Regions from separate parts of the Homo sapiens genome. Here region 1 is linked to region 2. The links are chromatin loops, found by intact Hi-C in ENCODE. Cell type or tissue: Calu3. All regions are shown on one strand.

The links. Peaks named below come from ENCODE experiments on the same cell type or tissue, not always from the same donor. Only the 100,000 strongest peaks of a DNase experiment are listed, where the experiment ranks them.
Region 1: a loop joins it to region 2, with 7 times the contacts of the local background. A loop is called at or near these places in 2 of 110 quality-filtered maps.

Annotation. Positions count from the first base shown.
Region 1 is chr4:105,961,198-105,969,197 of GRCh38, forward strand. NPNT (nephronectin) reads left to right here. Exons shown (of 12, transcript NM_001033047.3): 11 at 5,991-6,247; 12 at 7,698-8,000. The coding sequence ends at 7,793. Among named protein-coding and RNA genes, the nearest start is that of NPNT, 70 kb to the left of the region's middle. In Calu3, no CTCF peak of the experiment used is centred here; a DNase peak (open chromatin) is centred at 6,044.
Region 2 is chr4:106,059,197-106,067,196 of GRCh38, forward strand. The region is part of intron 25 of TBCK (TBC1 domain containing kinase); the gene reads right to left. Among named protein-coding and RNA genes, the nearest start is that of NPNT, 170 kb to the left of the region's middle. In Calu3, no CTCF peak of the experiment used is centred here; a DNase peak (open chromatin) is centred at 3,435.

The DNA of each region.
Region 1 (8,000 bases), 98 kb before region 2:
AATACTCAGAACATCTGCAGCATTATTGTGTTTTTGACTGTACCACAGGCTGGCCTCAGTAGGTGTGCATGTGGTAGTGTGCATGATCTGATTAGCAGATCACAGACCTGTAGATTAGACTGACTGACCACTGACCTGGAGTAGTTTGCTACAGAAGGAGGGATCTTTGGCAGTCATGTATGACAGAATGGTGAATAATATTTATGGTCATAATGAATGATTCCTTCAAGTAAGTTACACTGGGGAGAGTAATTCATGCTAAACTCAGGAGAATTCACTGCACTTCTATGTAAACAATCTATGTAAAATACTTGAGTTTTAGAATTTAAATACTGTATTTTAGAACCAATTTAGTCCTTTTCAACATTTTTTTATTATTCATTATATTTGTAAATGTTTAAATTTGTTGTGACCCAAATCTCCCTTTCTCTCTGATGGAAAAATGAGAAGAGGGTTAGAAATTAGAATGGTAGACAAAGAAATTTGAAATCGTTATTGGACCGTGTTAGTACAGAGCAAATTGAAAGGAAGAGATGCCTGCTTGAGTGATTGGATAACTCGTGATGATTGGCTACGGTCCCTGGAGGATGCTTTTCTAGAATTGGTCCAAGTTTTTACCAAGAACTTAGATAAATAGGACATTGAACTTAATATTGAAGATAAACTGACCAAACTACGGTTGACTCAAATCTGGAGAGGAAAGTGACTATGTGTGCTGATACAACCAGCATTCGAAAAATTAGATTAATGGGTCACAATTAAGAAGGTGAAATGTAATGGGGTTGAGTCGAAGTTATGGCTCATAGTCGAGAAACCAGTCACACATCTGAGTGAGGGGGAAGACCTGACATATCACTAAGGGTAGAAGACTTTAGAGTTTTAGTGTGTAATGAAATCAATCTAAGCGAACCTTGTGATGTTGCTGCCAGAAATATGGACCATCTCTATAGAAATATGCTATGTTTCAAGAATGAAAATCCACTTTGGTTAAGTGGTGAATCCACTTTTGAGAATTCTTTTTTTCTAATATGAGAAGAATAGAGTTGGTCACTTAGAAGAGGATGACCTGCATGGAAAGGTATCTCCAAGCTTGTGAAAAACAGGCAAAGGAACCATAACGTTTAGCCTGGAGAAGAAATGATGCATCAGGGTTCCTTTTCAAATAATTGACTAGGGTTAGAGTTGTTCTCTGTGACCGAAAGGGGATGAGAATAGGATTGATGGGTAAAAAATACAGGGAGATTCATTTTGGCTCACTGTCATCTAAAAAGAGAACAGGCTGACATGGAAAGAGTGAGTTATCTTGGTGGAAGCATTTGACTGGGTGACATATGGCAAGATACTGTTAAAAGGTTTTGAGCATCAGATGAAAGTTGGATTAGAAAACCTCTAAACCAGCTCTGAGAGCCTGATTCAGAATGGAATGTGGAAATAGTCCCAAGAAATTCAGTGAGCAGGATTCTAGCTTGGAAAGAAGGATGGGAAGACCAAAAGATGGCAGAGAGTTGGAAGGCAGGATATGTGAGGATGGAATTGCAGAATATATTTTTAGAATATGTTGAGAGAATTATAACCCAGCACTGATGGGAAAATACTAATAAAGCTTACCTTTTCATGGTTTTTTATTCTAGGAAATTCAGGTGGATGGAGTGTATGTGTGTGTGTGTGTGTGTATGTGTGTGTGTGTATGTATGTGTATGTGTGTGTGTATCACATGTGAAGGCCAGAGAAGAATATAAAAAATCGGCTAGACACAGTGGCTCACCCCTGTAATCCCAGCACTTTGGGAGGCTGAGGTGGGTGGATCACCTGAGGTCAGGAGTTCAAGACCAGCCTGGCCAACATAGTGAAACCCCGTCTTTACTAAAAATACAAAAATTAGCCAGGCGTGGTGGCAGGCACCTGTAGTCCCAGCTACTCAGTAGGCTGAGGCAGGAGAATCGCTTGAGCCTGGGAGGCAGAGCTTGCAGTGAGCCGAGATCACGCCACTGTACTCCAGCCTAGGTGACAAAGCAAGACTCCGTCAAAAAAAAATAATAAATAATAATTTCTGTGTATTATTCTAATTACCAAGCTAATTATTTACCTATTTCTATCTAGATTATACCACTTATAAAAGAATATGTGTTTGGATATCCAATTATGGATGATTTTAATGATGTGCAGTTCTAATCCAAGATCCAGATTTGTAAATATTCTTATATGCTAATATTTCTAAGAAAACTCTCAAAACTCAAAACCTTAAGAAATAGCTGCAAAATAAGTGCATTTGCTAGCTGCCTTTCATGGTGCTATTAGGTTTTATCACATTCAGTCACAGTGAGATGTGAAATTAACAATGCCTCTAAGAAATGGAAAATTGTGCTGCTGACAGACATGGTGATGCGCTGCAGGTATGTAGCTGTGGCCCTGGGGACACACCCTTCTCCTGTGTGTGTCAAAGCTAGAACTAAGGCCCTTTTCCTGGAACCTTGATCTCTGGAGAACAAGGATTAAGGGCAACTGACTCAGCACTCTGTCTGCCACTGATAGCTACAAGGAATTTGCTTACATATGTATCAAGTATGCCAGCATGTACATACAAGTATGTCTATTTCAGCATTAAAACATTATTTTAAAATACACATAAATGTAAAATAAATCAACAATATAAGTGAAAGCTTTCTACCATCCCTGACTCCCATTCACCACCCAGCAAGATGCAGCCAGTTTCTTGATTATGTTCTCAGAGAGATATTTTTGGATACAATGGCATTCTCTTCTGTGCCTTGCCTTTGTCACTTATCGATACTACCTTAAGAGTTAACAGGAAGAACATGGACTTTGAAGCCAGAATACCTGGTCTGGAACCCAGCACCACCACATACTAGCTTTGACCTTGAGCAAGTTACTTAAATGGGGATAATAAGTACTATCCACTAAACATATGTAAGGCATTTCAAGCAGTGCCTCGCCCAGAGTTACCACTAAAATAGTATTAGCCATTGTGGCTGAAGCATGTCCCCTGTCAGTACATACAGAACACCCTCATTCTTATTTATGGCTGGCTGCTATTCCATTACTCATCAGATGTACCACAATGTATTTAGCCAGCCCTCCACAGAGGAACATAAGTTGTTTCAAGACTTTAGGTAGTTCAGACAGTAGTGCAGTGAATAACCCTATACATTCATTATTTAATATATGTTAGACTATATCCATAGAATAAATTCCTAAATGTGGAATTGCTATGTCAAAAGAGAATTTGTATTTTGAATTTTGATAGATTTTATTAAATTGCCCTTTATAAAGGTTGTAGCAATTTACACTTCTTCCTACAATATTTGAAAACCATTCCCAATATATTATAAAAGTATTTTCAAAATCTTTGCCAATCTTATAGGTTAAAAGGAATCTCTTTTAATTTTACTTTGCATTTCTTTTATTGTGAAAAGTTGATCACATTTTCATATATTTGTCATTTTTTCTCTGATGTTCTTTATTTTTCTTTAGTATTTTTATTGATTTATGGAAGTTTTCTATACAAAAAGAAAAATTATCCTTTTTTAATTTGTTGCAAATATTTAAAAACATTTTTGTTTGTCTATTTTATGGTATTTTTATCTTAACATGCAAATTTGGAAACTTAAATGTTCTTCAGTAAGAAATTGGCTAAATGGTTATTGGCATACTTGCAGCAATGCAAAGTGTATTTGCTACCATAGAAAAATGGTTATACAAGAAGCAACTTACAACACTGCAAATATAGTATTCCTTTTTTTAAAAAAAGTTCATATTCATGTGCATTTATGTGAATGTATTACATAAGAAAAGTTCAGAAGTCAAAACCTTCACAAATACCTCTAGATTTTGTGAATTGAAAATTTAAAGGCACCAACCACTACAGAATTAAAAATAAATAAACTAACATTTTATAACCCAACTTTCTGGTCAAGTTTTGCAGCATCTATTATTTACCCTCCCTCCCCAAAATTCTTGAGATATTGTGATACTGTAAACTGAATGAATGTTTAATATAATTGTACATTTATCACCAGAATTATGAAATCAGAAGTGAAAATTTTAATAGGTAACTTGCTTGACACTGAATCAATTTTTCCCTTAGTTAATGTTCCAACTTGTATCATTTCCTTTATTACAAAGGGAACGAATTCTTCATGGCCAAAAAAAAAAAAAAAAACGGCAAAAGCAAAACCTGGTGCGCACAGAGTAGCTCTACAGAGGAAGAACAATCATAACCTCATTTATCATGTTGTAAATTTTAGAGTTTTAAATGCATATGCAAAGAATACCTTGGTGTGTTAGGTTGTCTTGTTTGCAGGTAGCGTCTGGCAGAATGGTATCAGTGTACATTCCACAGGGACTTAATCCTTGTTTTCTCGAAACTTGCAGGTTAACTGTAATAACCTTATATCTTAGTCTTAACCAGAGTACCTGTGATGATTCAAAAGCTGACTTATAGTGAGACATGTAAATATTTTGGCCCAAAATATTGTTTGGATTAGTTTGTGGAGGAAGGGGACAAGGGAAGTGGGAGAAAGATTCTTAAGACATTATGTATTTTTAGTGATTCAAGTACGTGAATCAAGGATCTATTTCCCTGCAGTTTTTTGCTGTATCCTTGGAACATCATTCGTTGATTCAAACATCCTTAAACACCTGCTGCCTGCTAGCAGGGTAACACAGAGGTTTGGGGGAAACTTTGGTTCAGACTTTTAAGTTGTTCACAACCTGCTGGGGAGCCCTTAGCACAGAGGCTGGCACACAGTAAGTGCACAGAAATCACCTGTGACCTATAGAGCTCCGACGGGACTTGTTAGAGAAGACACTGGAATAAAAAGTTAATACCAAATTTTATCATGTCCTGTATAAATTAAGCATAAGAAAGAGATGATAGTTTATATCTGTTAACTGAAAACTAAATGGGATTACTACCAAAATAGATACACATGTTCAACATTCCAACCATTTTTCTATGGAAAAACCAGTGTTGAAACATACAGTGTGTTTTCAGTTGACTGAGATAAAATAGCCTGAGGGAATGTCATTTGTACATGGATCAAGTTTCAAAATACTACTTGCAACTTTCTCTCTCTTGAGAAGCAGCACCCCCCACTTCACTGCTGCTTAACCATTTTTTTTCTAATGCAGTTTCCTTAACAACAGAGGGAAGAAAACTCTGTAGCCCTAGGGATCTGAGAACATCATCAAAGTGGTCTATCTAAAGTGAAAGTTTTTATTAATATTTGTGTTCATGTATATATAATAGGACATATTTATAGAATAGATATGATATAGATTTGTTTTACTATAAAAATGTTTTAAATGGCTTACCTCCAAATAAAATTGAAGCTCCAGGAAGACGGGGAGGGTTTCCTGAATACCTCTGTATCTTCCTGGTGTTAGATTTACACCAGTGTGAGAAGCTCTGCCAACTCTGATTTTTTTTTTAAAGAACCTTTACGTTTAGAGATTTTTTTTTTTTAAGTTGGGGGAGGAGAGAATAAGCAGATATAGGGCCCTTTAAATCACCATCTGCTTTACTGTTCAGAGGTTAATTATCCACCAGAAAATTCTCCCTAGAAATTTAGGGTCAGTTTTACCAAACCACCAAGCCAGATCGCCAGGGGTGTTGGACAACGTTATCATAAACTGGTGAGGGTCACAAGGTGGTGAATGTGTATATGTTGTTGTATGCCTATATGTCTGATCATATTCCACTGGAAATATTCATAGTGTTTGGTTACTAATTATTGTGTGTCTCTGGCATTACTTGTACTTTCCATGAGCAAAGTAAGTGAATGTTTTCTGTAAACACATACCATAGAACTTAAGACAGGCATACAAATAAGTCATATTTTTCTTCTTCAAAAATCTGGAATTCTTTACAAAGAAAAGAAAAAAAAAAAAAAACTAAAACTCCTGTCCATGCTGCTTGTTCTAGAAAGGGATATTGGCACATACACACAGCCCTGCTTTTCCCATTCCAGGTGGACAATATCTGACAGTGTCGGCAGCCAAAGCCCCAGGGGGAAAAGCTGCACGCTTGGTGCTACCTCTCGGCCGCCTCATGCATTCAGGGGACCTGTGCCTGTCATTCAGGCACAAGGTGACGGGGCTGCACTCTGGCACACTCCAGGTGTTTGTGAGAAAACACGGTGCCCACGGAGCAGCCCTGTGGGGAAGAAATGGTGGCCATGGCTGGAGGCAAACACAGATCACCTTGCGAGGGGCTGACATCAAGAGCGTAAGTAGATCCACAAAGGAGGCAGGACCTGGGACGTTTTCCTTTCATAGGAGAACTCTGGGATCTGAATTTGAAGAAGCCTTGCTGTGTGAATTCAGGCTCAGATAAAGGTTTGGGTTTTTTTCTGGGCCTGATGACTCCATTCAGTGTCTCTTTCTGAAACCACTTTCTGCTTCTTCATCCTTCTTCATTGCAACCTGTGATCACCACCTCTCCCTAACCCTGGTAAAGATCCATTTTTTTTTAATGGAAAAAAAAATCTAGGAATAGAAAAGTTTTTTTGGTTTTTTTTAAAGTTGATCAACAGAAACTTCCAAGGGTGGGGTGGTGAGCTTAATTGTTCCTGCTTTCCCTTTCCTTTTAATTCCTTAGATTTCAAACTTTTACTACCATAAATTACCCAGGAGATGGTTCTTTTTTCTTTTTTGAAATGTTTCTTTCAAGTTCAAATTTTTTTCTTTGTTTCAGAGATCACAGTTAAGCAGCGTAGGGTGGGAACTCAGAACTACAATTGGAAAGCACTATTCTATTCAGGACAGGATGTGGGAAGTGCTTTGATGGAATATATAAATTTGATCTTAAGTAATCAAGACATAGGTAGCAAAAAAATGGTCTAGGGCATCCCAACAAAATTATGAATGCATTTGGGAAAATGTCATCATTTTGCTGGTGCTTATGAAACTTGCTGTTGGGAGATACCTATGCCTGTATGTAGGTATAGTTTATAAGAAACCATTTTAGAAAGAAAAGATAGATTCCATTAATACAGTTTTTATCAGAGTACTTGGATTTTGTTTAATTCTTACATATTTTTTCTTAAAACTTTTCTCAGTATTTTTATTGTTTAGAGAAATAAAACAAGATAATCATTTTAAATCATAGCACTTAGGTTTTCTCTTGTTTTATAAGGAGCAAGGATGCTCTATAGAAAATATAATGTAAGAATAATAAAAGTTTTTGGTTTTTACATAGGTAAAGCAACAGTGTGATTGGATTATGGTGTTTGATTCTATTCCATTTTCAGCAAGAAAGCGATGTTAACCACAAAGGAACTAAGAAACATTTAAGATAGGCTGTGTGATTATGATCTTTCAGATCTTTGGCTCCTAATATCTGTTCCTTTATATTCTATCACACTCTTCTAACTTTGGTAATCCTTGACAAAAGTGTGCACTTTATAAACAATCCTAAATCGAATTGGTCTATAGCTTAGAATGGCTTTTTAAAGAATAATTGATTCTGAGTAATGTGGTCTGATGAACAGTTTGATGACTTCAGTTTCTACTGAAAGAGAAGCTTCAGTGATACTGGCAACTATATTCTGTTTTTTTCCTCCTGCAAAATAAGTTTAAAATTGGTTTGGGGGAAGGTTTGCCTTTATTTTTGCTTAATAAGGAGGCATTAGAAAGGGGCAGAGGAGGCTTGACTGGTGTGTGCATTCTCTCCCTAGGTCGTCTTCAAAGGTGAAAAAAGGCGTGGTCACACTGGGGAGATTGGATTAGATGATGTGAGCTTGAAAAAAGGCCACTGCTCTGAAGAACGCTAACAACTCCAGAACTAACAATGAACTCCTATGTTGCTCTATCCTCTTTTTCCAATTCTCATCTTCTCTCCTCTTCTCCCTTTTATCAGGCCTAGGAGAAGAGTGGGTCAGTGGGTCAGAAGGAAGTCTATTTGGTGACCCAGGTTTTTCTGGCCTGCTTTTGTGCAATCCCAATGAACAGTGATACCCTCCTTGAAATACAGGGGCATC
Region 2 (8,000 bases):
AATGTGTAATAATAATTCAGTTAAACAGTACACTTAGAGGGTTGTTGGAAAAATTGTATATACAGGAACACCTCATTTATTGTGCTTTGCTATAGTGCATGTCACAATTATTGCATTTTTAACCAATTGAAGGGTTGTGGCAATCCTGTGTCAAGCAAGTCTATTGGTACCATTTTTACAATAGCATGTGCTCACTTCATACCTCTAAGTTCCATTCTAGTAATTATTGCAATATTTGAAACGTTTTCATTATTATTATATCTGTTATGATGATCTGTGATAAGTGATCTCAGATGCTGCTATTGTAATTACTTTGGGGGATATGAGCCATACCTATATAAGATGGCAAACTTAGTGAATAAATGTGTTTTGACTGCTCCACTGAATAGCCATTTCTGTTTCTCTCCTTCTCCTTAAGCCTCCCTATTTCCTGAGACACAAAAATATTAAAAATATTAAAATTAGGCCAATTAATAACCTCAAAATGGCCTTTGGTGTTCAAATGAAAGGAAGAGTCACATAATTTTCACTTTAAATAAAAAATCTAGAAATAAGATTAAGATTAGTGAGGAAGGCATGTTGATAGCCAAGATAGCCCAAAAGTTGGGCATTTTGGGCCAAACAGCCAAGTTGTGAATGCAAAGGAAAAATTCTTAAACGAAATTAAAGGTGCTACTCCAGTGAACACACAAACGATAAGAAAGCAAAACAGCCTTCTTACTGATACAGGGAAAGTTTTTGTGGTCTGGATAGGAGATCAAACTAGCCACACCATTCTCTTAATCACCATCTGCAGAGCCAGGCCTTAGCTCTCCAATTCTATGAAGGCTGTGAGAGATGAGGAAGCTGGAGAAGAAAAGTTGGAAGCTAGCAGACATTGGTTCATGAGCTTTAAGAAAAGAAGCTGTCTCCATAACTAAAAGTGTAAGGTGAAGCAACAGGTACTAATGGAGAAACTGCAGTTATCCTATCCAGAATATCTAGCTAAGATTGCTGATGACACTAAACAGATTTTCAATGCAAATGAAGCAGCCTTTGATTGGAAGAAGATGCCATCTAGGGCTTTCATAACTAGAGATAAGAGATCAATGCCTGGCTTCAAGGCTTCAAAGGATAGGCTGACTCTCCTGTTAGAGGCTAATGTAGATGGTGACTTTCAGTTGAAGCTAATACTCACTGACCATTCCAAAATCCTAGGGCCCTTAAGAATTATGCCAAATCTACTCTGCCTGTGTTCTATAAATGGAACAACAAAGTCCGGACGACAGCACACCTGTTTGCAGCATGGTTACTGAATATTTTAAGTTCTTTGTTGTGACCTACTACTCAGAAAAAAAGATTCCTTTCAAAATATTATTGCTCATTGACAATGCACCTGGTCACCCAAGAGCTCTGACGGAGAACATACAAAGAGATGAATGTTGTCTTCATGCATTCTAACACATTTTGCAATCCATGGATGAAGGAGTCATTTCAACCTTCAGGTCTTATTCTTTAAGAAATACATTTTGTAAGGCTGTAGCTGCTATAGATAGTGACTCCTCTGATGCATCTGGGCAAAATAAATTGAAATCCTCTGGAAATAATCCACCATTCTAGATGCCTTTCAAAACATTTGTGACTCTTGGGAGGTCACAATATCAACATGAAATGGAGTTTGGAAGAAGTTGATTCCAACCCTCATGGATGACTTTGAGGAGTTCAAGACTTCAGTGGAGGTAGAAAGTGCAGATATGGTGGAAATAGTAAAAGAACTAGAATTAGAAGCAGAGCCTGAGATGTGGCTGAACTGCTGCAATCTCATGATAAAACTTGGATGGATGAGGAGTTGCTTCTTATGAATGTGCAAAAAAAAAAGTGTTTTCTTGAGATGCAATCTACTTCTGGTGAAGATGCTGTGTCATTTTTGACAACAAAGCATTTATTATATAAATTTATTTGATAAAGCAACAACAGGATTGGAGAGTATTGACTTGATTTGGAAAGAAGTTCTTCTGTGAGTAAAATGCTGTTAAATAGCACTGCATGCTACAGAGAAATCTTTCATGAAGAGTCAATTGATACGGCAAACGTCATTGTTGTCTTATGTTAAGAAATTGCCACAGCCACTTCAATCTTTAGCCACCATTGCCCTTTAGGAACCTTTAGCAACCATCAGTCAGTAGCTATCAGTGTGGAGGCAAGACCTTGCACCAGTGAAAAGATTATGATTTAGAGAAGGCTTGGGTGACTGTTAGCATACTTTTTTTTTTTTTTTTAGCAATAAAGCATTTTTTGATTAAGGTATGTATGTACTTAATTTAGATATAATGCTGTTGCATACTTACTAGACTACAGTATAGTGTAAACCACTTTTATATGCACTGGGAGACAAAAAAATTGTGTGATGCATTTTATTGCCATATTTGCCTCATTGGGTTGGTCTGGAACTGAATTTGCAGTATCTTTGAGGTGTGCCTGTGTTTCTGTGAGTGTGTGTGTGTGTGTGTGTATATGCCCGATTCACAGGCAGATCCTTATTACAAGATGGTTTCCTTCTATCCTCTCTTCTTCCGTTATCCTTTCCTTAATCACTCCTTTTATAGGAGAGAAATTTACAACACTTTGCAAACGCATAGATTCAAATGTAAAATGCAAACTTGTCCCCAAATGGAATGTGAGATACGGCTTTATGGTGTTCATGGTGAACTCTTTATGATGGAGGAGTGATTTTTACCAGTGACTCTTAATGTACTGGGTCACAAACGCTTTGGCAATCAGATAAAGACTATGAATATTGTGTCTCAAAAAATGGCATTTATGTGGAACACTTTACACATAATTTCAATTAGTTCAAAAACCTCCTGAAATTCATGATGAACTCCAGGTTAAAAAGTTTTCTTTTATACTATGTTTTAATTTTTAAAATTATGTTAGTGACTTAGTGTTTGTGAATATGGCAATTAGGATCTTCCTATAGATTTATAGATTAGTGATTAATAATAGTTTCTACTTTTAAACAAGTCCTTCCAGAAATGGCTATGTGGAAATTTTTTTGAAAAGCAAACTATGATAGAAAAGTTTGCTTGAAAACAATTCTTGTTCTTAAAAACATGCACTGGCTTATGTGAGAAGACAAGGCTCTTCTGATAAAATTCCATCATCTAATATCATTTTGTATCAGGAGCCCTAATAAGTCTTGTGGTAAATTTTCTTTTGATCTATGACATTTGGGAACTGAATTTCAGCAACAAGCATTTATCAGCTTCTGTTTACACTAGACAACTGAGACTAGTAAACCCACACTGTGTTCAAGCCACTGGTCATATTACACAAAGTACGCTATGCCCTGAAAAGAATGTATACAATAAAAACTGAGATTCAAAAAACAGTTAGGACTATGATGGATCACAGCCAAGTTCCAACCTCTGTGGGTCAAATGGGAGGGCAACTATGGTTAGTTTCTTATTCAGCCACAGACATTCCTGTGGTAAGGAGTAATTAAATGGTGGGCTGTGGAGTACAGGGTGGGTATGTAGAATAACACATATTGAGACAAGATAACTTTCATCCTGTGTCAGGTCACAAATGTGAGTGCCAAAGATCACAAGATTAAGATGATGACTTTGCAGTTTTTCCTGGAAATTGGAAAAAAGCTTGCTCTCTCTTTTTAAAAACTGCTTATATTTTACCATATAATATTTCTAGTAAACATGTTAAAAAACCAAGAAAACCAATGTCTGGATTAGGTGTATTAAGGCCCTCTTCACTACTACTTTGCTTTTTACTACACAAAACTTATGAAAAGCTATAAGAATAAGGACTCAACAGGAGTTTTTAGTTCATGAGTCTTTCGAAGTAATCTTTTATCACTTAACAAATCAGAGTTATGTAGAAGAGTTTCCACTGTTACTCCCAACTTTTATATGATGTCCAGCATGTTCAAGGTGCATTAATATATAAACTATTTTCTTATAATCTAATATAAACCTACAGACTAAAACATTTGCTGACGAGCAAGGCAAGAAAAATGTCAGGAAGAAAGCCAAGTTTAACCATAGCCAGTGCTTATAGGTATAACAAGATCAAGAAAGAATTCCTTGCATACTTGAAGCTGATAAAGGATATTCACTTCTCATTCTTTAACTAAATGCTTAAGGTATAAAGAGGTCTAATAAATTTTAGAACAGGTAAAAAGACCCATGACACGTTTAGAAGTTCTAGAAGTATCATATTAATCTGAAGAACTAGATAGATACTATCTGGAGCTAGAGAAGTTTAATACAGGGACAACACATATGCTGAATTGGTTTACAGTGTCTTATGAAGTTATTTTGACTCTTTTGAACACATAATTGTAGAAGGATAATCTCAGGTGCCTGAGACCAAAGGCTAGAGGAAGAGCTTGAGCAAAGGGGGGAAGGTGACAGGGCTAAAGAGAGAAGGGTGCCACGGTCTGAATGTTTGTGTCTTCCCCAAATTCATATGTTAAAATCTTAACCCCAAGGTAATGATATTAGGAGGGAGGGCCTTTGGGGGTGATGAGGTCATGAGGGGAGACCCTTCATGAATAGAATTAGTACCTGATAAAAAGGACCTGAGAGAGCTTCCTTGCCCCTTCTTCCACATGAAGACACAGCATAAAGATGGCCATATATGAACTATGAAGTGGGCTCTTACCAGAGCCTTTATCTTGGACTTAGTCTCCAGAACTGTGAGAAATAAATTTCTATTGTTATAAGCCACCCAATCTTTGGTATTTTGTTCTTGTAGCCTGAATGAACAAAGAGACTAGCAAAAGGTAAAGGCTACCAATGATCACCACAATATCTTAAAACTTGGTTTAGCTTGGTTAAGGAATCCAGGAAGTAATGGGGAGCCGGGAGAGGGGGGAAAAGCCTCATATTACCACAACACAAATTAACTTCCAACCTATCATCTACAGATCAAATATACTAGGGCTACAGGGGAGTGTAAATTAACACAATTGGGTTGTTACCTTATTTTAAAAAGTAGATGCAATGGCATGTCTTGCTTATTATGAATCTGATCATTTTTATTTAAAAACAACTGAAATCACATTTTAAACTTAATTATTACATGCCACATGTAGAAAGTATCAGTTACTCACACTGTTTAGTGATAGAATATCCACATAAACTGTCTCTTGTCTAGGTTTCTAGACAAGAATAAAATATTATTCAGATATACATTACTCTTTTCTATTTTTTGTTTTGCTTTAAAGAATAATTGCCCATCTGCCTGCAACTAGATATGTTTAGATGAATATTTCTTTTGATAACAAAAGAAAAGTATTAACTTTGTGCCAAGAATATAACAATTTAAGGGTAAGATGAACTGTCTCTAATATTTTCTGAAAAGATAAGACAAAGTGAGAGGCAAAGATTCCTCCAGTTTCTTTTGTAGATATCCTTTTGAATGTGATACACTGTTGGGGATAAAATATTAGTGGTCTCATAATCACAAAATATTATCTAGATATAGTTAATAATTAATTTTAGTCTTATGAGTTTCAGAGACTAACATACCAATAAGACATTTACACTTTTTCTTAAAACTAAAGTTATAAAAACACTAATTGGAGCTTTCAATTTCTTCTATTCTATGTTGTTGGCCAGTTTTCCAGTCTGAGACCCATCACTGTCTCTAGAGTTGCATCCCATTACCTTATTTTCCCACAGGGAGGAAAACAGCACAATAACACATTAAGCATGCTATGGTACCAACTCATTATTCTTACTAAACATCACGATTTACTTTCAGGAAAGAGATGGATTCACTATGGAGTTTTTACAAGCTGAAACTTTGACCTTATGTTAGAAGTAGGGTAATGTGGGTAATGGTTGCCATGGGTATCAAAACAAATTATACATTTTCCACTAGGTAACATTTGATTAATGTCAAAATAAAAATTCTCCTTTATATCTGAACACTCTGCTCAAGGATATAAAAATGTACCTTTTTATATCCTTGTTTACTTAATACATGATATGGTAGACTAGCTCTCCCTATTGATCTGAATAGTTATTGCTTCAATTCCCAGATTTATATACTTGTTCTCTGAGATTAATTCAGCATGCTTCAGTTTTGTAAGAGGTATCTTTCTGGGGCTCTCTGTATATATCCTGCTGGCATGTTTTGTTTCTAAGCCCAGAGAATCTAATTACAGTTTAGTAGCCAAAGATGTAATATCTCACATGACTTTTTAAAAAACGATTATTTTTGCAACAGCACAAGAGTGAGACTTTGCCGTGTTTTTCATTTTAAATGTGACACAATAAAGGCTTGAATTGACTTCATGCTTGTTTTGATACAAAGGTCTTCCTACCAATAGATGCAGTCGACATTTGTTTGGCTTGTCAAATTAAACTCATCCATACAGCAACAAGGATTAGCACAAAAACGGGTCTACCCTGTGAACAGTACCATACATTTCAGAGATCTAGGACTCCACTTCACTCATTAGAGATTATCTGATTTTTCTTAAGACTTAGTAATATAGCTTTGCTTACAGCATATTTGACTATACTTGATTATACTATACACTATAGCTCATTGCTTTATTTAACCTTTAAGATAAAGTGAATTAAGGAATAACTGACAAGTGGGATTTAGCAAGACTAAATTCTGGCCTAGAGAAGCCTCTACATGGTACCTTAAGTAAACTAAGATCTTTGCAGTCCTTCTTTACTCTGTTCTGGTGAAAAGCAATGTTTTATCTAGATAAAAAATGGCAGATTCCAAAGGTTTTCTGATGTATTTAATGTGGAAGCAGGGCCAAATACAAATACAAAAGGGGAAGTGGTAATTGTAAAGAAACCATCTTATAGCAATAAACCGCTAATCAATTGTAATTACAGGAAATAGTTAATGAATACATATTAAAATGGTATCACATGGCTTCTGATTATATAATACTTATTCAGGCACATGAATAAGCTGTATTTCTCAGATCCATTCTGTCTTCTATGTGAGTTTAGATAATATATCCAATACATCTGGTCACTGTATAGTAATTTCTGCATATCTGTATGACAAAAGACACTCCAGTACTAATTTGTATGTCAAATGGATGATTTTAATGCTGTCAGCTGCCAGCTGCAGCACACTGATTTTCACTTAGAAGAAAAGCTGTTAGTTTCCGAAGATTCACTTAAAAAAAAACCCAAAATACCTTCAGAGGTTAAAAAAGACCTCATCAGAACAACTCTTATGAAAACTTCTTCACTACTACTGATCAGAAAGTGTAGGGCTCAGATAAGCGGGTGATATTAGGGTAGCCTGAACACATTAAATTCTATACCTTATTTGAAAAAATTGAGGTAAAACATATATAACATAAAATTTTTCCTTTTAACCATTTTTAAGTGTAGAATTCAGTGGTTTTAAGTACGCTTGCAATACTGTACAACCATCACCACTAGTTATTTCCAATTTTTTTCATCATCTCAGAGAAACTTTGGACTCATTAAGCATTAATTTCCATTCCTCCCTCCCCCAGCCCGTGGTACCACTAATCTACTTCCTGTCTCCATGAATTTGCTGATTGTTGATATTTTATATAAATGAAATTATACAATATTTGTCCTTTTTATATGTGGATTATACTTAGCATAATATTTACATGGTTCATTCACTCTGCATCAAATATCAGAACTTCGTGTCTTTTTATGGCTGAACATTACACTGTATATACTACCTTTTGTTTATTAATTTATCTGTTGATAGACACTTGGGTTGTTTCCACCTTTGACTTGTCAATAATGCTACAATGAACATTGGTGTACAATATCTGTTTGAGTCCCTGTTTTCAATTCTTTTTGGTAAGCATCTAGCAGTCAAATTACTGACTCATATGGCAATTCCATATTTACTTTTTCAAGCAAGTGCCAAAATATTTTCTATAGAAGCTACATCATTTTACAATCCCACTATTAATGCACCAGGGTTCTAATTTCTCCTCATCCTTGCCAACACTTGGGTGTGAAGAGCTATCTCAC